4 separate regions of the Homo sapiens genome follow, and regions 1, 2 and 3 are each linked to region 4. A link is a contact called in ENCODE Hi-C or POLR2A ChIA-PET data. All regions are on one chromosome and are shown on one strand. Each heading gives the region's core, a stretch centred on a gene start or an enhancer-like site at or near the end of the contact. The rest is flanking DNA. Distances are from core to core; before and after follow the strand shown. Region 1 holds the start of LINC01003 (long intergenic non-protein coding RNA 1003). Region 2 holds the start of DNAJB6 (DnaJ heat shock protein family (Hsp40) member B6). Region 3 holds the start of MNX1 (motor neuron and pancreas homeobox 1). Region 4 holds the start of PAXIP1-DT (PAXIP1 divergent transcript).

Evidence for each region. A loop is a pair of places that touch in the nucleus more often than their neighbours do. ChIA-PET counts read pairs that join two places held with the same protein, here RNA polymerase II (POLR2A). Pooled maps may share reads with other maps.
Region 1: a loop to region 4 is called in a map of CD4-positive, alpha-beta memory T cell, with 16 times the contacts of the local background. The contact joins the promoter of LINC01003 here to the promoter of PAXIP1-DT in region 4. A Hi-C loop is called at or near these places in 1 of 168 maps with a recorded cell type or tissue (CD4-positive, alpha-beta memory T cell), 2 of 37 single-sample maps with no recorded cell type and 12 of 50 pooled maps.
Region 2: a loop to region 4 is called in a pooled map, with 7 times the contacts of the local background. The contact joins the promoter of DNAJB6 here to the promoter of PAXIP1-DT in region 4. A Hi-C loop is called at or near these places in 2 of 37 single-sample maps with no recorded cell type and 7 of 50 pooled maps. POLR2A ChIA-PET finds 5 or more read pairs at or near these places in 1 of 52 experiments (naive thymus-derived CD4-positive, alpha-beta T cell).
Region 3: a pooled map shows a loop between it and region 4 (8-fold over the local background). The contact joins the promoter of MNX1 here to the promoter of PAXIP1-DT in region 4. A Hi-C loop is called at or near these places in 4 of 37 single-sample maps with no recorded cell type and 4 of 50 pooled maps. POLR2A ChIA-PET finds 5 or more read pairs at or near these places in 1 of 52 experiments (OCI-LY7).

The regions. Positions count from the first base shown.
Region 1 is chr7:152,458,541-152,465,373 of GRCh38, reverse strand. LINC01003 (long intergenic non-protein coding RNA 1003) reads right to left here and starts at 1,250. Exons shown (of 1, transcript NR_027387.1): 1 at 1-1,250. RefSeq lists enhancers at 325-824, 825-1,326 and a silencer at 599-1,618.
Region 2 is chr7:157,333,872-157,341,052 of GRCh38, reverse strand. DNAJB6 (DnaJ heat shock protein family (Hsp40) member B6) reads right to left here and starts at 4,049. Exons shown (of 10, transcript NM_058246.4): 1 at 3,909-4,049. RefSeq lists enhancers at 1-514, 2,817-2,866, 3,595-4,098, 4,099-4,601, 6,871-6,950 and silencers at 3,527-3,716, 3,777-3,986, 4,177-4,336.
Region 3 is chr7:157,009,404-157,016,334 of GRCh38, reverse strand. It overlaps MNX1 (motor neuron and pancreas homeobox 1), which reads left to right and starts at 5,672. Exons shown (of 3, transcript NM_005515.4): 1 at 5,672-6,675. The coding sequence starts at 5,985. It overlaps MNX1-AS1 (MNX1 antisense RNA 1 (head to head)), which reads right to left and starts at 5,478. Exons shown (of 2, transcript NR_038835.1): 1 at 5,028-5,478; 2 at 1-446. RefSeq lists silencers at 5,261-5,870, 6,381-6,450, 6,461-6,510.
Region 4 is chr7:154,997,579-155,004,682 of GRCh38, reverse strand. It overlaps PAXIP1-DT (PAXIP1 divergent transcript), which reads right to left and starts at 1,250. Exons shown (of 1, transcript NR_028090.1): 1 at 1-1,250. It overlaps PAXIP1 (PAX interacting protein 1), which reads left to right and starts at 1,559. Exons shown (of 21, transcript NM_007349.4): 1 at 1,559-1,834; 2 at 5,899-6,033. The coding sequence starts at 1,754. RefSeq lists an enhancer at 163-664 and silencers at 909-988, 1,009-1,698, 1,729-2,098, 2,269-2,418.

The DNA.
Region 1 (6,833 bases), core at 1-2,500, 2.5 Mb after region 4:
ATGTCTGAAAATGAAGTATTTTTATCTGTTCCGAAACGCCATAATATTGCAAAGAAGCATTTCAAATTATTGTTGTGTGAAATGTTCAAATTTAGCATTCAAATTTAGCGTTTTCCCACATTTTACCCTTCAATTTACACAATTTGGAAGAAGAGTAGATGAGTTGGTCATTGTTACTTAAAACAATGCGTCACCTTGTTAGGGAAAGAAATTAACATAATGGTCAAGGAGTGATAATTAAACAGAACATGACATTTGCTGTCCATTCAATGTTAAAGTTCTAAGCAAATTAGCATGGAGAAAAGGGATGGGTAGAAATAATAACAGAGCACTAGTTGATTAGTCCGCCTCCACATCCACGCTGCAGGCGTTGGACAGATCCGGCTTTACTGAGTCCACCATGCAGGGAAATGGACGCGCGGGCTAAGCGGAATCCCAGGGGCGCGATCGCACCGGCTGGCGTTCCAGCAAACCCTGCATCCCAGGCCCTGGATTCAGGCTGCCTTCTGAGTCTTTGACTTATTTTCCTTTGCCTGGAAACAGAACGCCGCGGTCCGTACCGGAGAGGGAGAAAGTGCAGGACGACCCGCCGGGAAGACCCGAGCGCGTGCGCCTTCCCCGCGGCTCCACGGGCACAAAACGGTGGCTCCGGAGCTCCTAGACCCAGGCAGCCCCAGCTGCGCGCGCGCCTCCCCCCGAGCGCGGCCGGGCTCCCGCGGGAAACAAGCGACCGCGGCACGCGTGGGCGCGGCGGGTGGGTGCCGGCGCCAGGTTCCTCCCGGCTCCCCACTGCGGATCCTCGCGGCTCCTCCCGGCTCCGCCCAGCGGCTCACCCCGCGGACGGGGATCCCTCCGCCCACCGCCGGCCCTTCCGCGCCAAGTAGTGCGACCCCGGCCCCCGCAGCTTCCGCCAACCCAGGCTCGCGAGGACGAGTCCACGGTCGCGGGCGAGAAGGAGCGACGCAGAGACGGCCGGGGGCGCGGGGCAGTCCCGAGGTTTTCCCCGCGAGGCCGCGGGGGGTCTCCCAGTGGCCAGGGAGAGAGCGCGCCCAGGTCCGCGGAACCACGGCTCCTGCCGCGGCGAGCGGGCCGGGAGTCTACGGTCGGGGCAGAGCCGCCCGGGAAGCCGCGCGAGGACGGCGGCCGGCGGCCGGCGGCGGAGGCAGGTGTCCCGAGGCCTGCCCCACCCCCACTACCGCGGGCAGGAAGAGGAAGGAGCCGCGGCCGTGCCTGGCGGGCGGGGGTGCCCGACCCGCGGAGCGCGTGACCTAGTTCGTCCCAAAGTGGATTTGACAGGTTGTCAGCTCCACTCCCCGCCCCCACCGCCTTCCGGGTCTCCCTCCTCTCGGGGGGAGGCCCACCGCCCGCGGTCCTCGGCTCGGCCTCCCATTGGCTCTCTCGCCGCCTGGCGCCCCGCCCTCTCGGTATCACCCTTCCATTGGCTTGGGACCCCGCCCCTGCCCCTAACTCACCCTCCCACTGGCTTCGTGCCGCCTGGCACCCCGCCTCAGCCCAGAGGACCCGGCCCGCCCTCCCATTGGCCTCGCACCGCCTAATTCCCCGCCCTCGCCCCGGCCCGCCCTCCCATTGGCGTCGTTTCGCCTAGTGCCCCGCCCTCGCCCCGGCCCGCCCTCCCATTGGCCTCGAGCCGCCTGGCGCCCCGCCCCTTCCGCGGGCCCCGCTCCCAGCGCAGCCCGGCTCTCTGCTTGTCTGCGGGTTCCTGCGGGCGTTCCTCAGTGTCTGCCTTCTTCCTTCCCTCTTGAGTGTTGCTCCTCTTCCTCTCCTTTTTTCCATGTCTCTCCTTTTTCTGATCTCCTCCCGTTTCGGCAGCCCGAGCGCTCTTGCCCGGTTGCACCCCGCAGCCTGAGCTGGGCTCCCGGTGCCGGCTGCCTGAGCTCCAGGACCTGCCCTGGGGCCCCCTACAACCTTCCCGCCGCTCCCGGAACCTGACCCCTCTGTGCTTCACTTCTCGGTTTTCTTCCCTGAAATAAGCAGCAGCGAATCCCTTCTCCAGGTTTTCTCATGTGTTCAGTCTGCAAGGCTTCTCCCTTTCTCCACCCTGCGCCTCGGTTTCTCCCCCGCTTCCCCGCCCTCCCTAAACTCAGCCAAGTGGAACAGATCTCCCAGCAAAACAAGGCAGAGGGCGAGGATAAAAATGATAAATGTCAATATCAACATTTTTATTGCTTTAGGTTTTTAAAACAGAAAATTAGCAGGAACGCCCAGATCGACCCAGACCTAGGATCAAGATGGAGTTTCTTAAAGTACCAAGTGAGACTGCAGTGACAAAGTCGATTATCCCAGCAATATAATCAGCTTTGCCTGGGGAATTTACTTTTACTTTGTTTTTATTTGTTTGTTTGCTTTGAGATGGAGTCTCGCTCTGTCGCCCAGGCTAGAGTGCAGTGGCGCGATCTCAGCTCACTGCAACCTCCGTCTCCTGGGTTCAAGCAATTCTCCTGCCTCAGCCTCCCAAATAGCTGGGAGTACAGGCGCCCACCACCATGCCCAGCTAATTTTTGCATTTTTAGTAGAGACGGGGTTTCTCCATGTTGGTCAGGCTGGTCTCGAATTCCTGACCTCAGGTGATCCGCCCGCTTCGACCTCCCAAAGTGCTGGGATTACAGGCGTGAGCCACTGCGCCCGGCCTACTTTTAGTTTATGCAGTATTCTGGCGATTTAAAGTTTGTATTTTTTTTTTAATTTTCTGAGCTCGTTTTGTAAATGGCTGCTCTTGAACGTAAGGATAAATTGACTGATGAGGCTGAGGTTTGGAGCCAATCCCCGCACAAGGCATTTGGCATCAAACACGAGAAACCCTTGGCTATTCAAATGAGGAAACTCAAGTAACTTTCCCAGGGTCACTAAAGTCGGAGACCTCAAACGTGGACCCAGGTCAGGCTCCAGAGGTCCACCAGGACGACCCATCATGGCTCATGAATGTATCCGTAAAAATGGCAGAACTGCTCTTTCCAGCTGCCTTCCTACCTATCATGGGGGTCCTAACCGAGCTCCCCATCATGACATTCAAGGCCTACCTTATAGGATCCCTGCCTTACAGGAGCAGTTTCAGTGCAGCAGGCACACTGACCACCTTTCTGCCAAGACCTTTTTGCCAGAGGGCCTTTGCACTTGAATTTCTTTAGACTTTTCGCCTGGCTTAGCTCGTCTGTCACCTTGGGGAGGCATTTTTCTTTCTTTCTTTGTTTCTTTCTCCTTTTTTTTTTTTTGAAACGGAGTCTTGCCCTGTCGCCCAGGCTGGAGTGCAATGGTGCGATTTCAGCTCACTGCAACCTCCGCCTTCCAGGTTTAAGCGATTCTCCTGCCTCAGCCTCCTGAGTAGCTGTGATTACAGGCACGTGCCACCAACCCTGGCTAATTTTTGTATTTTTAGTAGAGATGGGGTTTCACGATGTTGGCCAGGCTGGTCTCAAACTCCTTCACCTCAGCTTACAGGTGTGAACCACTGGGCCCAGCCTCTCCTCTCTTCCCTGCTCCCCTCCCCTCCCCTTCCCTCTTCTCTCTCTTTTCTTTATTTTTCTTTCTTTCTTCCTTTCTTCCTTCGTTTCTTCGTTTCTTCCTCCTTTCCTTTCCTTTTCCTTTTTTTGAGATGGAGTCTCACTCTGTCGCCCATGCTTGGCTCACTGCAACCTCTGCCTCCCAGGTTCAAGTGATTCTCCTGCCTCAGCCTCCCTAGTAGCTGGGATTACAGGTGCCTGCCACCACACCCAGCTAATTTTTGTATTTTTAGTAGAGACAGGGTTTCGCCATGTTGGTCAGGCTGGTCTCGAACTCCTGACCTCAAGTGATCTGCCCACCTCAGCCTCCCAAAGTGTTGGGATTACAGGCATGAGCCACTGCACCTGGCCTCTTTTTCTTTTTTCTTTCTTTCTCTTTCTTTCTCTTTCTTTCTTTTTTTTTTTTTTTTTTTTTTTTTTTTTTGAGACAGGGTCTCTCTCTGTTGCCAAGGCTCCAAGGCTGGAGTGCAGTGGTGCAATCTCGGCTCACTACAGCTTTGACCTCCTGGGCTCAAGTGATCCTCCCACCTCAGCCTCCCAAGTAGTGGGGACTACAGGTATGCACCACCACACCTGGCTAATTTTTTTAATTTTAATTTAATTTAATTAATTTATTTATTTTGAGACAGAGTCTTGCTCTTTCACCCAGGCTGGGGTGCAGTGGCATGATCTCGGCTCACTGCAACCTCCACCTCCTGGGTTCAAGTGATTCTCCTGTTTCAGCCTCCCAAGTAGCTGGGATTACAAACACCCACCATGGTGCCCAGTTAATTTTTGTATTTTTAGTAGAGACGGGGTTTCACCATGTTGGCCAGTCTGGTCTTGAACTCCTGAGCTCTACCTGCTTTGGCCTCCCAAAGTGCTGGGATTACAGGCATGAGCCATGGCACCCAGCCAATTTTTTTTGTCTTTTTTTTTTTTTTTGTGGAGTCTGGGTTTCACATGGTGAAACCCCAGGCTGGTCTCAAACTCCTGGGCTCAAGTGATCCACCCACCTCGGCCTCCCAAAGTGCTAGGATTCCAGGCTTGCACCCCCTCGCCTGGCCTGGGGGAGGCATTTCTGACATTGTACCTAAAGTACCTTTCCCCGCTCCCTATCATATCACCGTGTTTTCCTCAGAGCTCTTGGCACAGTCTGAAATCATTGTTTACTTACTTATTATGGTCTGTTCTCCTTCATCTCCCTTCCACCATTAAGATGTGAGCTGCTGGACACAGGGGCCTTTTCGGTGTTTTTTCTGAACTGTATCTTCAGGGCACAAGGTGAGTGCTCAACAAATCGTTGATGAACAAATGAACAGGTACATTTGCTGTGACCAAATGGACTAACCAAACTGTCCTTCCCTTTGGATTCTGCCACAATTGTATAGACATACCTATAAGTAAGAAAGTTGGGAGAATAGCTATTTTGTTTTTAAATATTTTGTGTTTCTTTGATTCGTGTACTTTATTTCCTGCAATTTTTGAAAACAAATTAGCAACTTTAATTTGTAACAAAAGGATTAAATAAATATCCTCCCCCCCTTTTTTTTTAATCCTGCTATTTCGTGACAAGGAGAGTGGGAAGGCCATTGTCCCAAGGCCACTGTGTTGCCTACTTTTTTTCCAGCTGTTCACAGAATGTAGCCACTGGCCTTGCCCTCACCCTGGCCCCAGGTGGGCAGATAGTTGGCAGGCAGCCCCTTTCTCCAGAGCAGTCTCAGAGGCTCTCTGCTTGGCAGAGGTTTAGAGTGGGGGAAGGGAAGAACTACTGGTTCAGTGTGACCATCCCTGCGGCTCAGCTGCAGCCTCTGCAGTGGTTAAGTGTCATCCCCTCAGGGCAAAAAAGCAGAACATAAGAAGGCCTCTCTTAGCCTCCTCCTTCCTCCCCCTCAAACATACTTCTGGGTTCTGTTCATCAGCTAGATCACAGTCTGATCTTTATCCGGAACCTTTGCACGTGGGGCCCCTTCCACATGCTGAGGCCAAGAGAACCCTAGGTCAGTTGCTGGAGACTTGTAATTTAGTCCTAACTGGCCCCCAATAGGTAATGTATGCTGGGCAAGGTCTAATATCCTCTCTGGGTCTCAGTGACATCATCTGTCTTTGCCTATGTTGTTTATTCAGAGTTTTAAGGATACGGTATAGACGTCTCAGATTTTAGCTGCTAAAAACTATCAGTTCCAAACAAGAATCCTGAGGCTTCCCCTTAGGGCCACAGAGAGGCTGCCAGTAGCAGCAGAAGCCAGTGCTTCCTAATGTATGTTCAGCAGGAGAGAGTGTACTTCTGTTCCGGCATTCCAGTTCAGAGCCCCCAAGTCACCCAATGACTATGGCCAGAAGAATGGAAAGTGTCGATCAGAGTACATCCTTGGAGCAGGGGTGGTGTCGCCTTCTCCATTAAGTGTGTATGTAACTGAAATCTCAATACATTTACGCAGCGGGATGGAGGACAATGCTGAGTAGGTATTCAACAATGCTCTGGACTGGCGCGGTGGCTCACGCCTCTAATCCCAGCACTTTGGGAGGCTGAGGCGTGCAGATCACCTGAGGTCAGGAGTTGGAGACCAGCCTGACCAACGTGGTGAAACCCTGTCTCTACTAAAAATACAAAATTAGCCAGGCATGATGGACGCCTGTAATCCCAGCTATTTGGGAGGCTGAGACAGGAGAATCACTTGAACCTGGGAGGCGGAGGTTGCAGTGAGCCGAGATTGCGCCACTGCACTCCAGCCTGGGCAACAAGAGTGAAACTCCATCTCAATAAATAAATAAATAAATACATAAATAAATAAATAAATAAATAACAATGCCTCGTGAGTAACTGGCACAGTGCAGGACATATCGCATAGCTGATGTTAGCCATTGCTATTGGCAGCAAAGATAACACGTTGTGGGAGAATCAGCCTGGCACCAAGTCATTCTCTCAGGTCCCTAATCTGCCACTAACTACTGTCTTAGTGATGTCAGACAAATTATGGAAATTATACAATTTTAGAAGTGGAAGAGTTCTTAGAGGTCACAGGGCTCAATCCTTCATTGGACAGACTTGGAAACTGATACCCAGAGACAACAGTCTGAGTCTCAGTTTCTTCCTTTGTGAAGTGAGGCTAATAATACTGGTCATGTCTACCCTTGATGTTATGATGAGGATCAAATGAGGTACTGTTTATGTATAAGGCTTGGAAATGCTATTCTTTTTTTTTTTTTTTTTTTTTTTGAGACAGAGTCTCGCTCTTGCTGCCCAGGCTGGAGTACAGTGGTGCGATCTCGGCTCACTGCAATCTCCACCTCCCAGGTTCAAGCGATTCCCCTGCCCCAGCCTCCCAAGCAGCT
Region 2 (7,181 bases), core at 2,800-5,299, 2.3 Mb before region 4:
GCCAGGAGTTCGAGACCAGCCTGGGCACACAGGGTGATTCCACCTGCGCGCGCGCACACACACACACACACACACACACACACACACAGCCAGGTGCGGTGGGTCACGCCTGTAATCCCAGCACTTTGGGAGGCGGAGGCAGGGGATCACCTGAGGTCAGGTGTTCGAGACCAGCCTGACCAACATGGTGAAACCGTCTCTACTAAAAATACAAAAATTAGCCAGGCGTGGTGACACGCGCCTGTCATCCCAGCTACCTGGCAGGCTGAAGCAGGAGAATGGCTTGAACCCAGGAGTGCAGTGAGCCAAGACCGCGCCACTGCACTCCAGCCTGGGACACAGAGCAAGGACTCCATCTCAAGTAAATCAGTCAGTCAACTAATCATCAATCAATATTCCTTCTCAAGTAGGATATCTCCAGGAACATGAAACAGGTCAACAGTGATTTATGTCCATACAAAAACATAAAGGGTTTTGTTTGACAAAACACCTCATTAATATCAATACAAAAAAAAAAATCACATTTTTACTAGTTGACTTTTCTGCAGGTAGGCGTTGTCGTTTTTCCATTCCTACATCATCGTTTCTAACATATTCTTGTTTTCACCAACTTTGCTCTTCTTCTCATTAACCTCATTTTTTTGAGTTTGATATTCTCAAATTCTATTCATCCTTGAACTACACCATTTGCTAAATCCTGCCACTGATCCTACTCTTACTCGCTAATGAGCCTGCAGTTACCCGCCTCTCACCACCAGGTGGGGTCCTGCACAAATTTAACCAAACCACATTTTGAACAGAATCATTTCTGAGGAAATGAAAAAGTTTTAAAAAGGTTTCCAAAAAACGCTGTTAATCCAGTGTGTAACCTCGATGCAAATAAATACTAAGAAGTAAAAATCCCGTCAAAACGTCAACTCACAAATACAAAGGCTAATTACATTCTCTTATTCCTCAACAGATATCTGTAAGCATTAACCAATATAGAAGCTGACCTTTACAGCAGACGACAGTAAGGTGTCTGTGCGGTCCCGCGGTGACACCCAGTCCACAGCGACACGTTCAGGATGACTAAAAATACCTGCCCAAGTTATGAAGTGCCCTCTTATAATACTCTTTAAAGTGACAGCCGGACGCGCGGGCTCACACCTGTAATCCAGCACTTTGCGAAGCCGAGGCGGGTGGATCACCTGAGGTCAGGAGTTCGAGACCAGCCTGAACAACATAGTGAAACCTCGTCTCTAATAAAAATAGAAAAAATTAGCTGGGCGTGGTGGCGCATGCCTGTAATCCCAGCTACTCGGGAGGCTGAGGCAGGAGAATCGCTTGAACCTGGGAGGCGAAGTTGCAGTGAGCCAAGATGGTGCCATTATACTCCAGCAGGGGCAAGAGCTAAACTCCATCTCACACACACACACACACACACACACACACACACACACACACACACAAAAGGCCGGGCGCGGTGGCTCATGCCTGTAATCCCAGCACTTTGGGAGGCCGAGGAGGCGGATCACGAGGTCAGGAGATCAAGACCATCCTGGCTAACACGGTGAAACCCCGTCTCTACTAAAAAAATACAAAAAAATTAGCCGGCTGTGGTGGCGGAAGCTTGAAGTCCCAGCTACTCGGGAGGCTGAGGCAGGAGAATGGTGTGACCCCGGGAGGTGGAGCTTGCAGTGAGCCGAGATCGCGCCACCGCATTAATTACGGCCTGGGCGACAGAGCAAGACTCCGTCTCAAAAAAAAAAAAAAAAAAAAAAAAAAAAAAGGTGCAAACAGACCATTCCACCCCCACCTCAGACCTGGATTTAGGTTATCTAGGTTGAAGACTGATGAGGGTGACGGGTACCACTGTCCAAAACAGAGTTAATAGAAGGGAATTACGGGCTTGCTTAAAAATGAAAGCTAATGTACGCCACTCAGTAACAGGTATCACACTGTAATACCATATGCATATTTTAGTCTTCACAACATTCAACACTCCCCACCTAGTGTTCCGGAAAAACTGTCCTACAGCCAGAATTACTTCCCAAACCTAACACTTTCATATCCAGAAGAAAATAAATTTTAAAACACTGTTTTGAAGAGAGTGCTGAACTCATCTCAAATTCTTTAAGAGCTCTGCCCTCTGGAATTCCCAACTTTCTCACCTTCCACAGCACAGATGAAGCCTGGACACTTTCCAAAAGCTTCCCAACCCCTTTGTTCTCCCACTTCCTGTCAAATCTCCACATCTACCAACTTAAGGCAACTTACTTCCCAAATTTCACAGCCTGCGTAATCCACAAAAACCCGCAGCTCGCTGAAGCGTGCATAAAAACTATTCATCCCTTTATCACGGAAGGCAGAAAGAAATGTGAAAGCACAAACTCCAAGGGAGCTTAAGGCCCTCAGGAGTGGAAACAAGTCTGGAGTCGGCGAGGCGCGGTGGCTCGCGCCTCTAATCCCAACACTTTGGGAGGCCGAGGCAGGCGATCACTTTAGGTCATAAGTTCGAGACCAGCCTGACCAACACGGTGAAACCCCCGTCTCTACTAAAAATACAAAAATTAGTCGGACATGGTGGCGAGCACCCGTAACCCCAGCTACTCAGGAGGCTGAGGCAGGAGACTCGCTTGAACCTGGGAGCTGGAAGTTGCAGTGAGTGGAGATCGCGCCACTGCACTCTGGCCTGGGCAACAGAACAGACTCCGTCTCAGGAAAAAAAAAAAAAGGAAGTCTGGAGTAAACCCAGAGAGAACGCGGGACGGGTGGACTGGCGGAGGAGTAAGGCGGCTGCATATAATTCCTTTCAGAAATCATGAATCGTTCTGATACGCAACACTATTTGGAAAAGTGCGGTTAAACACGAAGCAGCAGCAATCAAGCTTTAATGGTTAACGTCTGTTTCCTTTCTTCGGTCTTCACTCTAACTTTTCTACTAAATCAATAATTTGGCTTAAATTGTAGCGACAAATCCTTACTAAAATTCGCAACTCAATAAAAACGTTGAAAACTACAAAGAGCGCCGCTCAGCCTACTCTTCCCAAACAGGCTGAAGCCTCCGAGCTCGCAGGCGGCACCCCTTCGGTGGTGGCACGATCGTTCTACTTGCGCTGTTTCCTGCCCCGTTTACGTGAGAAGTTAGCACAGAAGTTTACGTCTGACTAGCAAACCCATCCTTTAAAAAATTCGCTAGTGCCAAAACCTTTCTCGAGCCAATATATGATTTGCAGTTTACACTGCGTGTGTCACTGACCTTCCTTAGGTAAGAGTTAATGTAAACTTCTTATATAAACTTCAGTTGCATCAACTACGGTGCAGATTCTTTAACGCAAAGCAAAGCAGACAAACATTCTGAGTGAGAAAGGCAGCCTGCTCTTCCACAAACTTCTGAACAATCCGTCCGGAGTTCTAGAAACAGGGCTTTGCGGTCCCCCACCTGCTTCTTCTCCCTCCGAACTTGGCGGCACGGCTGCGGCATTCCTGCTCCGCAAGCCACTCCCGTTTCTGGTTTCAGACGCGAGTGCGGGAGCCTTAGAAAAAGAAGGCGCTCCACGCCTCCCACGCTGCCGGCCCCGCCGAGCCCCAGCCGAGCCCCAGCCGGCCGCTCCCAGGCCGGGCCCCACCCCCAACCGCCGCCGCGGAGGCTGGGCCGCGTTCCGGCAAGGACGCCGGGCGGGGAGGACGCGGCCGGGCGGCCCCAGACCCCAGCCCCGGCCCCGGCCCCAGACCTGACCCAGAGGACCCCGCCCACCCTTCGCCCCGCAACCCCGGCCACGGCCCCCGCCCCGTCCAGTCCTTTCCCCGGCCGGCGACCCCGGTCACCCCCCGCGCTGTTGCCAGGCGCCGGGTGAGGTCCGCCGTCTGCCGGGCGCGCGCGGGGCCCTAGGCGACCTCCCCCGACCCTCGGAACAGACCCTCACCGAGGACAGAAGCGGCCGGTGGCGGGACGCAGGGGAGGCAGGGTGACGGCCCGAATCTCCTCACAGCTCCAGGACTGCTGCGCTGGTGGTGGCGGCGGCTCCTCGCGCTTTCCTTTCTCTCCTTTCTCCAACAACAAACAGGAAATGCGTCACGCGGCGGCGGCACGGCGGCGTCAACTTCCGCCCGACCCTGACGCCGCGCATGCGCAGTTTCCACTGCCCATACCGCGGGCCCAACCTCGGGGGCGCCCGCCCCACCTTCGCGAAGGTTCTCGGCTCTTCCGCCGCCCCGAAGAGCCCAGGAGACTGGGGGCGAGGGGGCGGGGAAGCCCAGGGCGAGGGGGCGGAGCTCGGGGCCGGGTCTACGGTACCGGGGAGCCCAGACGCGCGGAAGGCACAGAGAAGGCCGAGAAGATTCCAAATGGCACTTATTGTTGGGCCAGAAGGAGCCCATTCTGGAAACCGCGAAGTCGTCGCGCCCTTCATCTTCCTCTTGACCGGCGGCCCCCGGAGCGCGTCTGCCGCCTCTCGCTCCGCGGTCCTGCGGTGGAGCTGGGTGGCATCTCCGCACAGCGGGACGAAAGCTGGGGCGCGGGCGCGGGCGCGGGCGGAGAAGTCCCCGAAGGAGAAGAAGAACAAACCAAGCGGCGGCCAGCGAAGGCGGGCGAAGGCGCCGGCCCCCGCTTGTCAATTTAGGGAAGCCCGGATACCCTAAGTTCCCCGGCGAACGGGAGCGCGTGGAGACTTCGCCAGGGAATAGTGACTGAAGGAAACGGAAGCAAACTGTGGCAGAAAATACAGATGAAGCTTTTTAGGTTAAATCGTGGCAGTAGTTTTTCTGAAAACGCGGCGCATTTTGATAGCTGGACTTTAGGTCATCCCCAGGCTTCCTAGCCTTTCCCGCGTCCTCAGGGGTTCTGGTTCTAACCCTGGAGACCAACACCACATGCGTGTAGATGGTGACCAGCAGGAGCAGGGAGTCTCAGACCCAGTGCAGTCAGACAGGCTCCCATTCCCAGTAGCGAAAGGGTCCCGCAGACCCAAAGCCTAAGGAGCCAACAAGCAGTTCGTCCATGGAGCCTGGCCTGGATCTCCCACTGTCTTCCTCTCCAGCATTCAGCCAGATGTTTGCTACTGTGTTGTCTTAGTCCTGGCCCACCTTATCCTTTCCTTTAAGAAATAAAAATCTCAACTGGGTGCGGTGGCTCACGCCTGTAATCCCAACACTTTGGGAGGCCAAGGCGGGCGGATCACCTGAGGTTGGGAGTTCGAGACCAGCCTGACACATGGAGAAACCCCGTCTCTACTAAAAATGCAAAAAAAATTAGCCAGGTGTGGTGGTGCATGCCTGTAATCCCATCTACTGCAGAGGCTGAGGCAGAATAATCGCTTGAACCCAGGAGGAGGAGGTTGCAGTGAGCGGAGATCACACCATTGCACTCCAGCCTGGGCAACAAGAGCGAAACTCTGTCTCAAGAAAAAAGAAAAATCCCTTTTTGTTACACCTTTCCTGAACTTCAGATCCTGTGGCATGCTGACACTGAATTCCGGGGGCCTGCTCAGCCACCTTCTGAACTAACAACGCTTATGAATTCGTGATCGTTTAAGCCTGGGAGATATTCAAGTAAAAGGCACTTTAACACTTGAATCACTTTTGGTTTAAAATAGCTCGTTAGTAATGAAAGAGTTGGAGAAATGCCACCCTGAATTATGCCATATTAGGATACTGATTACTAACTAGTTCACTGATTACCACATTAGTATGCCCTCAAACTGAGGGCACATGGGGACCTGCCAATGCAGGGAGGGGCATTCTGTGAATCCCCCATTATTTACATAAAGACAGATCATCCCAAAGGGACTCAATTGTCTTGACCCCCTCCCTGGAAGTCTCATCCAGGGAAGAATGAGCCAGGATCACGGGAGAAGAGCTTCAAGGGACGTCAGCTGCACACCCAGACAGATTTTGCCACAGGCCACCACCTATTCTGAAGGCAAAAAATCATTTTCTCTCCCCTGAGCTGCCTGCATCTGCCTCCCCTCTCTTCTATGAAGGGGCTGTATAAGCTTCCAGATCTCACTGGATTCTGGGATGCCCTAGTACATGTTATAGATTTGTATACTTTTTCTCTTACGAATCTGTCTATTGTCAGCTTAGTTCAGAGACTCAGTTGTGAAACCTTCAGAGAGTACAGGGAAAATTTTCCGTCTACACCTGCCTCATTTTAGACAACTGGAACACTTGGTTAATGGCTGTAATTGTTATACTTCAAAATGAAATACTGCCCTTTTTTTTTTTTTTTTTTTTTTTTTTTTGAGACAGGGTCTTGCTCTGTCACCCAGGCTGGAGTGCAGTGGTTCAATCATGGCTCACTGCAGCCTTAACCTCCTGGGCTCAAGCAGTCCTCCTGCCTCAGCCTCCCAAAGTGCTGGGATTACCAGCATGAGCCGCTGTGCTGGGCTCATTTTTTGTGTTTCTTAAACTTTAATTGTATTACTGCATGTCATTTCTAGCAAATGATCAGTTAGCAAAGGAAAATCTGACTGGATTCTCTATTCTTATTTGAGACTGAGTCTCTCTGTCTGTCCTCCAGGCTGGAGTGCAGTGGCACAATCTAGGGTCACTGCAACCTCCACCTCCCAGGTTTAAGTGATTCTCTTGTCTCAGCTTCCTGAGTAGCTGGAATTACAGGCATGAGCAACCATGCATGCCTAATTTTTTGTATTTTTAGTTGAGATGCGGTTTCACAATGTTGGCCAGGCTGGTCTCAAACTCCTGACCTTAGGTGATCCACCCACCTCAGCCTCCCAAAGTGCTGGGATTACAGGCATGAGCCACCAAGCCCAGCCTCTATTCTCTTTTTTTACTGGTTATATAAATGACTGTTCAAAAGGAAGAAATAATAGTTTGTGTTAGTATGGGCATCTCATAATAAAACCTAAAATAATCTCAGCAAAGACTGGAATTTCAGATATGTGCACAGCTTGGCACTGTCACATGTAACCTATCTGCTTGCAGATTGATGGAGGTTTAGTTCCATCTCAGTGTGGACAGACAGTACTATCATGGGACATTTTACATGTCAATACGTCCCTACAGTGATTGTGAGCTCATCTTGAAATGTAAGCAGCACAGACATGAATTTTACATTGTAAGTGGTAGGCTAGCCACAAATAGCTTTTCCCCCTTCGAAAAAGAAAATATATGTGTGTGTATGTGTGTGTGTGTATATATATATACACACACACACACACATTAAAACGCGTATCAGG
Region 3 (6,931 bases), core at 4,423-6,922, 2.0 Mb before region 4:
CGCGATGGACGCCACCTTCTGTGACTCTGTCGAGTTGTATGTTGTCTGCGTTGTTCCCGGGTTGCAGAGCTGCCGGTATCTGTCAGTGTAACCCTCTCCTCCTCCCACTAGGGTGGGTGGGGGGAACAGGTGGGTTCTAAAGGAGTGCCTGGGCGCCCAGGCCAATGCTACCAGAAAGCAGTGTGGAGCCTTTGCAAAGAGTGTTGATTCCAAAACACATTTTCCGTGGAGGCTGGAGGCTGGGCTCTGGTAAAGCATGCAGGCAGTGCTCTCAGCCTCGCCATAAAGATCTCCTCTTTGCAAGACTCACGTAGCACTGTGGCCCGCAGGCTAGTGTCTATCTGGAGGGTAGTTCTGCTGCAGCATTCTGGGAAAAGTCCAGCTTATGCATGTGTTTGGTGGCTACCTTTTTTCTGCCAACAGTCTGCAGAGGGCCCTGCGTGAATCTGGAATAAAATAAAACAAAATAAAATGTTTGTAGCAAAGAGAAAAAGACTCCAGAGAAGGCTTTCATTTCTGTGGAGGGTTGTTATTCCCCCAAAACAATGAAAGGGGCTCAAAGGAGCCTCTCTTCCCTCCCAAGGTTTGTTTCTCTTTATGACACAAGAAGCTTCGAAGAGGCTGGAAAGGATTTCACCTTGTGTCAGAAGGAGACCTGGGCCAGAAGCTGAGCCCAGGGTGGCCAGGCCTGTCCCTTCCCTTCAGGGTCCAGGGAAGCTGGGAGGCTGCCCAAGGTCTGGAAGGAAGCAGAGATTTTTGTCTCTGGAGGAAATTTCCAAAAATAGAAGGCCCCTGGGTCACTGAATTTGACTAATTTAAATCCTGTGGCATCTCCCTAACTTCTCGCCAAGCCCCCCTGGTAGGGGCTGGTTGTTTGCAGCCAGGGCTGGGCTCAGAGGAGAGGGTCAAGCCAGTGACTTGGGGTGTTCTGGGGGGCTCACATTGCCAGTGCAGCCTGGGTGGTGCTGGCCATGCGAGAGGAGTCGGGGTGAGGGTGCCCTCTAAAATGGCAACAGGAAATCCAGGTTGCAGGGAGAGGCTGAGGAGGAGGGGCTGAGGGAGAAAACCCATAGAGCGGAGCACACAGCAGACCTGGGCCCACCTCAGGCCCCGCCTCGGTTTGAGGGTTTGAGCTGCAGGTCTTTGGGTTGCTAATCCTGAGCCTACCCTTTCCAGACTCCTTTAAGGCCCAGCTCCCAGGGGCCATAGAGGAGGTCAGCAGATCAAAGGACAGCATGAATGACTTGATGCCTTTGGCCCCCATTGCTCTGAAGGGGCTGGGGTTGGTGGGGGGACCTGAGCAGATGTCCCCAGCTCCGGTGAGCCTAGGCCCTCTCCACAGATTCTCCTTCCCTCTGAGCTCCAGGAAGGAGGTCGGAGCATCTCCCAGCAGTTCCTGCTCTGACCCTCTGGGCTCCCACTCCAGCCTAACTAAGCTACTTCCTGTGCCAGGGGCAAGTCCCATCTCAAACTCGTGCTTAGGTCCCTCCGGCCAGTTACACAGCATCTTCATGCCTGTTTCCTGAAGAAAGCCTTGACAGTTTACATTGAAACGGAACTGCATGAGTCCCCGAAGACCACATGGCTTCAGCAGGACAGGACTAATGTGCCTGGGCCCCTCTGCAGCCAAGTCCTCTCTGTTGGCCCTGGGCTTCAGTTTTGGAAATGCAAGATCTGCCCCCTGCTTCAGCCACCCAGTGCCCTTCCAGGCAACTGCTCCATTTCACATGGAAAAAAAGCAATATCTAAATGATAAATAAATGCATGATACCTGCCTCGCATCTTGTGAATATGTGAATGTACAGGTTTTTTCCCCAGTCCTCACGGGTTCCCAGTTGTGTGTGTAAGTCCAGATGTAAACAGACACAGACTACAACGGCGTTTTCTTTTGTGATGGTTTGTAGAAATCACCATCTCCTTCCCAAGTAGTGGAAGGAAGGGCAGCTGCAGGCACTCTTCAGTTCCTTAACAGGAGGCCTGTAGAAAGCAGGCTCCCGCGCTGGGCAGGGAGGAGCTGTGGTGGGGGCCAGCTGATTAGGGTGCACCAGGCCCTCTCTGCCTGTCTTGAGAAACCAAGAGCTCCAGGGAGAACTCTCCAGGGCTGAGTTCTGCCCCTGGGGCCGCTGGAGAGAAAACTCACCTGGAGACTCAGGTTTGGTAGCACTACTAGGATCAGACCTTTGATCTCTCTTTGTGGCCCTTCCCAAGACCCAAGCCCAGCTCCAGACTGCCCCAAAGCCAGCTGGGCTGGATCAATACAGATACTGGGAACAGGAAGAGACCCAGCAGGCTCCGCCTCACACATTGTAAACCACACAAAGATCCACACTTCCCAGATAGCTCCCTCTCTCCCCCACACCTGCCTCTCTCCATGCAGCTTTACAGAGAACCTCCTTTTTATATTAACATATTCTTAAATATAAGCAGAACATCTGATCATTTTAAGGCCCTATAGCTCCTTAGAGTCCATTTGGTCCAACCCCTGCTTCTGTAGACAAAGAAACAAATCCATCGAGATAAGGAGCTTCAGATTCCTGAAATGGCACCTCAGCCAGAGGGGCGGTCCGGACAGGACGCAGGGCTGCTAGGCTAGGCCTCCTCGGACAGCCTTGCACAGCCCCACAGGTGGTACAGACACCTGAAGGACCTGCACACGTGTTGTCCTGTCTGTGTTTTCAGGGAGGTGTCCTCAGCAGGTCTCAGGCAGAATAGAAACATGAGACAGGGTGTGAAGGGGTTTTGGACCATGGTTATTACAGAACAAAAAGGGGTGAAATTAATTCCTCTAGGAGTTAAAAAAAAAAGCCAGAAAACACCCACTGTGATTTTGTTGAAGGAGATGGCTGATGTCATGAGTCTAGACTACACACCCCATCACCAACTAAAATCACCCTGGCAGTGTGTATTTTTGGTTGGAGAGAGGAACAGCATCTTCTCCAAGGTCCATCCTGGGAGATTTCTTCTGCAGCCACTCCCTTCCCCCAGCTCCCTAAATCATTGACCTCAGGACCAAGCAATCTGCCCCCAGCAGATGGGGGTGATGAGAAGAGAAAGGCAAGTCAGCCTTGGTGCCAAACCCCTGGAGGAGGAGGCCAAGGCTGTGTTCTCTACCCTGGGGAGGCAGAGTCACAGCTAGGGCTTCCTGCCTGGGACAGGTGGCTAAGAATCTCTGGTCTCCTTTACAATCCTTCCCTCCCCAAAAAGAAACAGATGGGATGGGGACTCAGGGCTAGGTGTACCTGAAAGCTTTGAGGGCAGCAGGGTGGGAACAGTGTGGCCTCTGCAATCAGACCTGGTCCCACTCCCAGCTCTAAGGCCAAACTGTCTGCTGGGAACAAGGATCCCAAACTCTCTGAACTTGTACTCTAGAAAATGGAGATGATAGCCCGGGCACGGTCGCTCATGCCTGTAATCCCAGCACTTTGGGAGGCTGAAGTGGGTGGATCACCTGAGGTCGGGAGTTCGAGACCAGCCTGACCAACATGGTGAAACCCCATCTCTACTAAAAACACAAAAATTAGCCTGGCCTGGTGGCACATGCCTGTAATCTCAGCTATTGGGGAGGCTGAGGCAGAAGAATCGCTTGAACCTGGGAGATGGAGGTTGCAGTGAGCCATGATCATGGCATTGCACTCCAGCCCGGGCAACAAGAACAAAACTCCATCTCAAAAAAAAAAAAAAAAAGTGGGGGGCGCCTGGCGCGGTGGCTGACTCCTGTAATCCCAGCACTTTGGGAGGCCGAGGCGCGCGGATCAGGAGGTCAGGCGATCAAGACCATCCTCGCTAACACGGTGAAACCCCGTCTCTACCAAAAATACAAAAAAAAAAAAGAAAGAAAAGAAAATGGAGATACGGAGATGATAAAAATCTTCCTTCTAGTGTCATAGTGAAGATTACGGATGAGAATTGCAGAAAGCTCATAGCACATAGTAGGTGTTCAAGAAATGCGCGTGTTTCCCTCTCTCCAGTGAGAGGTAGAACTGCATTTGTGTCACCACAAAGACATCTAAAGGCACGACAAACTCCATGTGAATGCCTGGGATTTCTTTTTACCAGTGGTCGGCTCTGCAAAGCCAGATCACATTTACTCCAAGTTGCAGTTACTCATCCATTGCCATCCTCCTAACCTTCCAACCAGTCCTGTGCATCTGGGAACTACCCTGTGTTATAATGAAAACGATACCACTCATGGCAACAGAGTCACTGTCATCAACTCTCGCCTAGGTCAAAAGCCTTTTGAGGAGAAGTGGCAAGGTCTCTATATTTGCCTTTTTAAAAATCCCTCTTGTAGCAACCTGGCGTGCTAATTTTGAAGTTTACCTGGCACTGAGTTTCTCTTTGGCTCTCTCCCCTCTCCACAGCCCCTTCCGGTCCTTTATTCACCTCTCACCTGCATAGCAAGCCCTGGAACCTGGAACTCCCTCCCAGTTCTCACGCTTGCTGGGGAAGATAACTGGGTCTAATGGCGCTATTGACAAAGCCTGGTGTTGATGCCGCTTGACTTCCCGACCCCTGTGTGGATTCTTTCAGCTTCAAAAACGCCCTTGGAAGTGGTTTTACTGTAAATATTTGAAGTGTGCGTGTGGGGGAGGGGTGAGACCTGGATGCTCACTCCGTGCCTCGCTCACTCACGGGAAGCCCTTTCCTCTCCACTTCCCAGGAGGCCCCGGCAGCACGAGAGACATAGCCTTTCCCCGCTCCTGCCCGGGGACTGGCCGGGGGTCGCAGCGGCAGGGCTTCCGAAGGATGCCGGGCCCCACGGGTTTTTCAGGGCCGAGGTGTGTGGGCCTTGACTCCCGCAAGCCCATGGGCATCCCTCGGCAGCGAGGAAGAGCCTTGTCACCGAGGACCCGCTCCACTGAGCAGGCACGTGGGCGACGTCTGCAAGCCGACTTGGGTTCTGCAGGCCAGAGCGCCCAGATCTACCGTCTCCGCCTTGACTGGGGCAGGGGCTCCCAGAGAGGATTCGTGGAGGCCAAACTCACACTCACATGCGCGTTTACACCCCCACACCCCCGCACACACACCTGAAAATGCGGGGCCTTCCCATAGCAGATAAGGTTCGACCTGCAGAGCTTTGGCCACGGGGACAAAACCCTCCCCTGCTGCGCCCTGGAGGCCCGAGAGCAGGGAGGGCTTGGGAAACACCACGGTCTTCAGTGCGCTGCCGTCGCCTCGCAGAGCGGCCAGGTCTGCGCAGCGTGGGCGCTCAGGAGCGTGGAACCACCGCGCTCCGCAAGGCAGACGTGGACCCACTCCAGCGCCGACAAGGAGGCCGGAGAGGACGCGCGCAGCTGGCTCCAGGGACCAACCAAGTCCGGAGGGGCCCACGTGTCTCGGGAGCGGGTCTTGGGCCGCCGCGGGGCTCTCCAGGGGCCCGGGGGTTGCCAGTGCCCGCCGTCCGGCTCCGCACCCAGGGGAGGGCGGGCAGAGGCCCCAGGTTGAGCCTCGGAGTATCCACTCCCCGTTGGTGTCCCCGCCCGCCAGCGCCGCGCAACAGCCCGGGCTGCTTAGGACCTCGCGGCGCGGGGGCGGGGCGGCGGGCGGCCGGGACGGTGACAGGTGCGCCCCTCGGCCAATGGCGGAGCCCGCGGCCCTCCCCGGGCCCCCGCTGCGCGCGCCAATCGGAAGCCGCGCTGAGCTTCAAGTGCGCGGAGGGGCGCGGGTCCCCACCACGGCGGCAGCGGCCTCCGCGCGGTCGCCTGAGGGCTGCAGCGCAAAGAACCGGGCTCCCGGGCCCGGACGCGGGGAAGCACTCGCGTGGGAGTTTGTGCGAGCGCGGCCCGGGGCGGGGCCCGCACGGAGGAGGCGCCGGGACCATGGTCACCCTCGGCTGAGTTTCCGGCGGCGACTTTGATTATTGGCAAATAACCACCATAACAATACCGAGCCCCCGGGCTTGCACCGCACGCACTGACTCCGCGAGCCCGCACACGGCCGCGTCGCCCGCCACCGGGCCCTGAGCGCCAGCCCCAAACGAGCCGATGGAAAAATCCAAAAATTTCCGCATCGACGCCCTGCTGGCGGTGGACCCCCCACGAGCCGCCTCTGCGCAGAGCGCGCCGCTGGCCTTGGTCACGTCGCTCGCCGCCGCCGCATCTGGCACCGGAGGTGGCGGCGGCGGCGGCGGGGCGAGCGGCGGGACTAGCGGCAGCTGCAGCCCCGCGTCCTCGGAGCCGCCGGCTGCGCCCGCCGACCGCCTGCGCGCCGAGAGCCCGTCGCCGCCGCGCCTGCTGGCCGCGCACTGCGCGCTGCTGCCCAAGCCGGGCTTCCTGGGCGCGGGCGGCGGCGGCGGCGGCACGGGCGGCGGGCACGGGGGGCCCCACCACCACGCGCATCCGGGCGCAGCGGCCGCTGCCGCCGCCGCCGCCGCCGCCGCCGCCGCTGGGGGCCTGGCGCTGGGGCTGCACCCTGGGGGCGCGCAGGGCGGCGCGGGCCTCCCGGCGCAGGCGGCGCTCTACGGCCACCCGGTCTACGGCTACTCCGCGGCGGCGGCGGCGGCTGCGCTGGCGGGCCAGCACCCGGCGCTCTCCTACTCGTACCCGCAGGTGCAAGGCGCGCACCCCGCGCACCCCGCCGACCCCATCAAGCTGGGCGCCGGCACCTTCCAGCTGGACCAGTGGCTGCGCGCGTCCACCGCGGGCATGATCCTGCCTAAGATGCCCGACTTCAACTGTGAGTACCCTGCGGCCCCCGTGGATGCGCGTGGCGGGAGGGCCTCGCGCATCCTCCACCGGCACCGCCTGCCCCTCTCTGCGCTTGGCTCCCAGCGAGCGGGGGAAGAGCTGCGAAGCCGCCTCGGCTCTGCCCGGGGCCTGCGAGGACTCGCCCGGACCCCCAGGCATGAGACGGGCAGCGAATTATTAAAATGGCCATGCGCAGGCCTTGCCTTCTCTTCCTCTCTTAACGGGAAGGGGCAGTTGGAGGTGTG
Region 4 (7,104 bases), core at 1-2,500:
GAACAAAGGCCAACTTAAAGCCTGGAAAGTGATCTAATCTGTTAAATTAGTGTACCGCAGAGTAATTTTGAAAGCCTTCTCGTTTTGTTTTGTTTTTTTTCAGAGACAGAGTCTCGCTCTGTCGCCCAGGCTGGAGTGCAGCGGCGCGATCTCGGCTCATTGCAACCTCCCCCACCCGAGTTCAAGCCATTCTCCTGCCTCAGCCTCCTGAGTAGCTGGGACTACAGGCGCGTGCCGCCACGCCCGGCTAATTTTTTGTATTTTAGTAGGGACGGGGTTTCACCGTGTCGCCCAGGCTGGTCTCGAACTCCTGAACTCAGGCAATCCGCCCACCTCGGCCTCCTAAAGGATAGGATTACAGGCGTGAGCCACCGCGCCCGGCCCCTTCTCTTTTTTAAAACCAATTTCACTAACATTTACTTAAAAATGATTTTCTGCTTGGCAGAAGTGACTTAAGGCATGTGGGGGAGACACTGCGGGTCTGTCTCAGATTCCTTTAGACACCAATGCTCCACAGTTTTACGACTAGGTAATAGTCCGATAATCACCCATGAGTTCCTGGACTCCGGTTTGTTGTGGGATTGGAAATAAACGAGAAAGGCTGCGTTCATCATCATGGCCTTAATTTCTTCTCCCAACTTCCGGTCGTGCAGGTGTCTTGGGCAGGTGATCCCGAGGCCACTCTGCCGTGTTCTGTGAATCTTGGCGGAAGGGAGGCGAGCTGTAAATAAAAGCGTGACCATTAGAATCGCCGCTGTGTAGTATTAACCTGTTGAGCGCGGGGCTTCCCGGGGCTGGAGCTGCACCGCGGGCTCTGCTGTCTGGGACTCTCCTCCAGCGCGGACCCGACAGGACGCCAGGGACCAGGCCGGTCCGGCCGGGACAGCGGGGCCTCGGGCAGCGACGGGGCCGGGCCTCCCCCCAGCACGTCCCCAGCTCGGGCACTGAGGCCTTGCGGAGACCCCAGGACTCGCCGCGGAGGCCACCAGTGCGCGTCTCGCGTGGCGCTACGGCCTCGGGAATTCCGTCACGGCATAGCCGGGTCCAGCGCGGTGTAGACCGGGGCCCCGCGCCTTGCTCGGCCAGAGCGGCTCAGGTACTACTCCAGGTCCGGCCGCACTCGCGGCCACTGCGAACAGCCGGGACACCCAATCCCACTCCGCCCAGGGCCAAGAAGCCCGAGGAGGCCGCAGAACCGCTCCCGCTCCCACTCGCGGCCCCAAGGCCCCACCCCCCCCTCCGCCGCGCGCATGCGCCGCCCCCGAGCAGCCGCATGTGGCGACGGGAGGGGCCTGCCAGCTCCCCTCCTCCCCGGGACCGGCTCACTCCGGCCCCGCCGAGGGGGGAGCTGGTTTCCCCTCGTCCTCGGGGCCCCCTCGTTGCAGAGCGGCGGCCACGGAACCGCAAGGGCCAGAGCGGGCTGCCGGCGCCAGCTACCCCGGAGCCGTGGCTGGCGGCAGAGGCGCGGGGCGTCACTGGAGGCCGGGCGGCTCCTCGGCGCTCCCCCTCGGTGGCCGGGGCGGGATGGTGCGTCCCGCAGGGCGCGCGCGGCTCCCGCGCTTCGGGCGCTCGGCGCGGGCGCGGGCGGGGGCGCGGAGGGCGGGGGAGCGGACCCCGATTCGCAGGACCGGGCCCGGGCTGCGCGGGCAGGGCCGTTGGCGGGGCGAGTGGGGGCGCCGGGCGCCGCGGGGGCCGGGGGCGGGGGGTGGGCGGGGCCGGGCGCCGCCGCGGAGCCTCCCGGGCCGCCGCGATCATGTCGGACCAGGCGCCCAAAGTTCCTGAGGAGATGTTCAGGGAGGTCAAGTATTACGCGGTGGGCGACATCGACCCGCAGGTACCGCGCCCGCCCCTGCCGCGGCCTCCTCCCCCGTCCGCGTCCCCGTCCGTCCCCGTCCCCGTCCCCGTCCCCGCTCCTGCCGCGGGCGCGCGCCGGGCGCAGAGCGTCGGGTCCGCCGAGGCCGCTGGCCTGACTGCGCTGAGGGCAGGGGCGACCGCGGGGTGGGCGCGGGAGGCCCGGGCCCGGGGGAGTGCGGGAGGGAAGGCGGCTGGGGCTCTGTACCTCGGCCCCTAGTGCGCGCCCTGAGCCCCCGGCCTGCGGCCCTGGGGTCGCCGCCCCCGACCCACCGGGCCGCCTCGTTCTCTGCTCCTTTGCTGAGCGGGACGGGCGCGGGGTCGCGTCTCCCCATTCCCCGCGCCGGGCGTCTCGGCTCCCGGGAGAGCAGCTCCGAGGGCGGACGAGGGGCGCCGGGATCCCCAGCCGGGGCAGCTCGCGCGGGGACCCCAGCCTCGCTCGGCCGGCGGGGGTCGTGGCCGTGCACCGGCTTGGCCGCCTCCGCCACCCGGGCAGCTGCCGTCCTGTGCGGGGCTGAGGAGCGCTCCCTTCCAGCCTGTGTCCCTGCACGTGGGGGCTGGCATTCGTCTTCCTTGATTTTCCCACTTGGACGATTAATTTTACGGTACCCTGGTAACACCATCACATTACACATTTAATTTTGTGTAGTTTGGGCTCACGCCAAAGGATATTGTGGGTTTTCCTTAGTATTCCTATAATAATATATCTGTTTGATGTCACACAGTTATCAGTCCGTGGTAGGAATGCATCTTAGTTGAATATCCTCTTCAGGTTAATCTTCAAAATATTTCCTTCTTAAAAGTTTAGCTGTACAGTTGTGTTGCCTTGGGTGTGACATCAGTGGCCCCCACCTTGGAGGATGGGGATCCCCAGTGATCAGAGTTAGGCCTGGAAGGGCGGAGACTCATATTTCGCAGATGAACTTGGATGGTGTAGAAGGAATTGTAGAAGGCTGAGTGATCTTGGCCTTCTTGAGGTTCGTCCTTGTAACAACTTTTTGGACCCTTTTTGCCCTGTAACTTTAGGGTAAAGAGACTTCAAGGCCGGGTTTACCCCTGTAATCCCAGCACTTTGGGAGGCCAAGGCGGGTGGATCACCTGAGGTCATGAGTTCGAGACCAGCCTGGCCAACATGGTGAAGCCTCATCTCTACTAAAAATACAAAAATTAGCCGGGCGTGGTGGCGGGCGCCTGTGGTCTCAGCTACTCGGGAGGCTGAGGCAGGAGAATTGCTGGAACCTGGGAGGTGGAAGTTGCAGTGAGCCGAGATCGCGCCACTGCACTCCAGCCTGGGCAACAACAGCTAGACTCCGTCTCAAAAAAAAAAAAAAAGCCTTCTATCTTTGAATTTACAGAGTAAAACAGTTGCTGAACACGGAGCGATGAAGATGAGTGCCTGTAACAGTGTTAGCTTTTTCCAGTATTGATGATTCCCCCGCCCCTCTTTTTTTTGTTTGTTTTTTTGTTTTTGTTTTTTGCTATCCACCATTTTTCTCTTCCCCCTCCTTCCTAGCCTTCGTGTTTCATTTTAGGACTTTGGCTCTTATAGGGGACTTGAACCAAATGTTACTTAAAACCTGGAACAAGTTGAACTGGAACCATATTTACTCGACTTTGAATCAAATCTAAGTGCTTAAAAATGTCCTTGGCAAACCACTTTCATCTGAAACAGTATATTTTCTGAAAAGTTTTGAGCCTGGACATCTGATTCTCTGACTCTTATGACTGTGGATTATAAGTTCACATGTTGACCATCTAATATGAGGCAGGCATGGACTAGGTGCCAGGTATAATACAGAGGTGAAGAGGACATGGTACCTGCCCTTTAGCGCCCCTCATTGGTGGGGGAGGGAGCACACCTGGACATATCACAGTACAAGGTGTAGCAGATTTCTCCACTGGGGTGCAAAGTAGACACCACTGAAATGTCACTCAGTAGATGTCATTTCAGTTGGGTTTTGAGATAAGCAGAAGTTAAGAACATGAAGGAATATTTTCATGTGGAGCGTATGTGCTGAGGAATGAAGGCATTCATGCGTTTGGGATACATCAGGATGATCACTATATCTGGAACAGAGTGATATGAGATAAATCTATTAAGATACTCAGTAGTGTGGAGATTGAAGAGAAGCTATTGGTTTTGGCATCCTCAAAGTTCGTGAAAACCGAGTAAAGTGTTTTTGGTAGAGTGTTGGTGGAAGGGGCTGGATTGCAGGGAGTTGAAGAGTGAATGGAAACTGAGAACAGAAAGGTTAGACTCTTCAGGAAGTTTGTCCTGAGAAGGAAATAGAGAAGGTGCCTGAGGAAGAGAGGGCTGGGGAGGGATCTGTGTTGCATCACAAGCGCGTGGAAGGATGTGGGTGACTTTACTGTTTACAGGTGGAGGGAACATAGCTATGGACAGGGAAACTCATGAAGAAGGGAGTAGGATCAGAAACAGACTGGAGGATAGGAAAAGGAGGGGTGCCTTTTCTGAAGACCAGTCGAATGGATGCGTGAAGCTAAAAATGCTTAGAGGTCAAGGGAAGGAAGAAAGGTAAAGTGGCCCATGGCCAGTGACCGCTGTTTTTTCACTTACTAAATATTGAGCCTCTGCTCTAGTTCATATCTATTAGTGGTCGGTAAAGTATTCTGAAAAGGTTGTCTAGCTTGTGGGTGACTTTATTTTTTTTTGAGGTTGGAGCAAAAGTTTAATAAGTGAAAGAAGAAAGCTCTCTGCTGCAGAGAGGGGACCTGGAAGAGCGTTGCCCTGGTGGGTCACTTGAGCTTTGTGGGCACCATGTCACTTTGACAGTTGGTGTGCACTGTCAGCTTAGACACTGCCCACCTCTTCTGAAGCACTTGACTGTCGACTGTTCCTTAACCCTCACTTCCTTGGCTTCTGTTGACGCTCCTCTCCTGTGATACTGCACTTCCCTACCTGTCCCTGAAGTATCAGTTGCTGTGTCTGCTCTCTAGCTCCCCTCCCATTCTGCACTGCGACCACCTTCACGCTCATGGCTGTGGCTCCCATCTATGTAACAATGCTGATGACTTTCTGTCAGGGAGATCCACATCTTTTCCTAGCTGCAACTGGATGCCTCTTGCCAGATATTAACACGACCCCCAAAGAATGGCATGCCCAAACTAAAACACGTCCTTGTGTCCCCACCTGCCAGCCTTCTGATGTGTTCCTCAGTGAGTGGTACTCACCACCATTTCAGTCTGGACTTTGCTCTTTTGCTTATACCCCTTCCAGACACCAAGGCTTGCCGATTCTCTCACATCTTCCTCCTTTCTGCCCATCAGGACATCACTTTAGTGGATGCCTCTTTCACCTGGGTTATTGCACTTGTTTCTTAACAGGTCTCTTGTCTTTAGTCATCTAGCCAACCAAACACAGCCAGCCCACCCAATCCTTTCTTTTCACATGGACTGTCATCTTTGTATGAAATCTGTGCTACTTTTCCTGTGTGAAATCCTTCAGTGGCCCTGCATATACCCCAGAATGAAGCACAGACTTTTTTGCATAGTGTGTAAGAAAGCCCATTTACGGTCTGCTCTGTATTCACCTGTTCAGTGCCTTCAACACTGCTCCCTCTTCCTCGATGTATGGATTTTTGCCTAACACCCAGACGTTTATGAGGGTTCTGCTCACATATCTTGTCTTCCAGAATCTTTCCCTAATTATGAAACTCCCCATGTCCCAGTCTTTAAGTTGGAAGCTCAGGAGCACCATGTGCGTGGCCCCACCGCAGCAGTGGTTGTGCTGTCTCCTGGTTTGTCCAGCCCATCTGTCTTGAGGACAGACCATGTCCACTACTGGACTCACAATAGCCTCCATTACTTGGTCATTGACTTGGTCAGTGAATCAAGATTTGCTGCTTTTGATTGTCCCCGAAAGTTTCATTGGCATATTATTCAGAGTAAAAGGCTGTTAGTTTTTATGTGGGGAATATGGTGTGTTTTTATTAAAAAGTACTATTATGCCCAATAATTATTTCTGTAATTCAAGAGTACAGTACAGTATTGCCCATTTTAATTTGTGTGGATTTTCTTGTTTTTTAGGTTATTCAGCTTCTCAAGGCTGGAAAAGCGAAGGAAGTTTCCTACAATGCACTAGCCTCACACATAATCTCAGAGGATGGGGACAATCCAGAGGTGGGAGAAGCTCGGGAAGTCTTTGACTTACCTGTTGTAAAGGTCAGTAGTAAACATAATTTGTTTTATATCTTTTCCTCAGTATCTTGCAAGCAGTACATTGAAGTTTCACTATAGCTCTTTTCAGGGTTTTTGCTAAAGTCCTGTTTTATTTTATTTTTATTTTTTATTTATTTATTTTTTTGAGCTGGAATCTCGCTCTGTTGCCCAGGCTGGAGTGCAATGGCACGATCTCAGCTCACTGCAACCTCCGCCTCCCGGGTTCAAGTGATTCTCATGCCTCAGCCTCCTGAGTAGCTGGGATTACAAGTGCCTGCCACCACGCCTGGCTAATTTTTGTATTCTAGTAGAGACAGGGTTTCAACATGTTGGGCCAGGCTTGTCTTGAATTCCTGACCTCAGGTGATCCGCCTGCCTCAGCCTCCCAAAGTGCTGGGGTTACAGGCATGAGCCACCGTGCTGGCCCTAAAGTCCTGTTTTGTGTGGAAAGTTGCCAGATAACTGTGGACATCTTTAACGTCTGAGTAACTTCCCTTAGCTTCAGGTCCTTTCAGCTAAACCAAGGTAGAGCATGGCTTCTGTATGTCGTAAGTAATCCTAGGCCATCCTTTATGCCTGCTGCAGAACTCGTCCCACGTTACCACTGCCTGGAAGTTTTCTGAGCCAGGGAAACCTGTCATGGGAAACAGATCTGATGCCTTGAATCAGATGGGTGTTTGAATTATTGTAAGAGTGTATTTCATTCCAAAAGCAGGCTAAGGCCTGTCGGGAGGTAACTCTAGGACAGGGTTACTTTCCATCCCGACTGTGGCAAGGTGTTCTGAATTTCAGTTAGCTGAAGGGCGTCCCCCATTAACTATGTTGTGGAACTCCTTTCTGACAAGAGTCACAATGGCCTTTAGTCACATTGTCTACCCACTGGTCGTCTGGGGTGTATCCAACTTGACCTATGGGTAATTTATTGCAGAGAATGAGGGATTCAGCTAGTGGAAGAATTGTTCAGATTTTGTTTATCCACCTACTGTATTATGTTATGGCTGATAAGTTAGTTGACTTCTGTTAAAATGTGTGTTTTAAAAATTTGTTAAATTTTGTAATTCCAATGCTTCGATT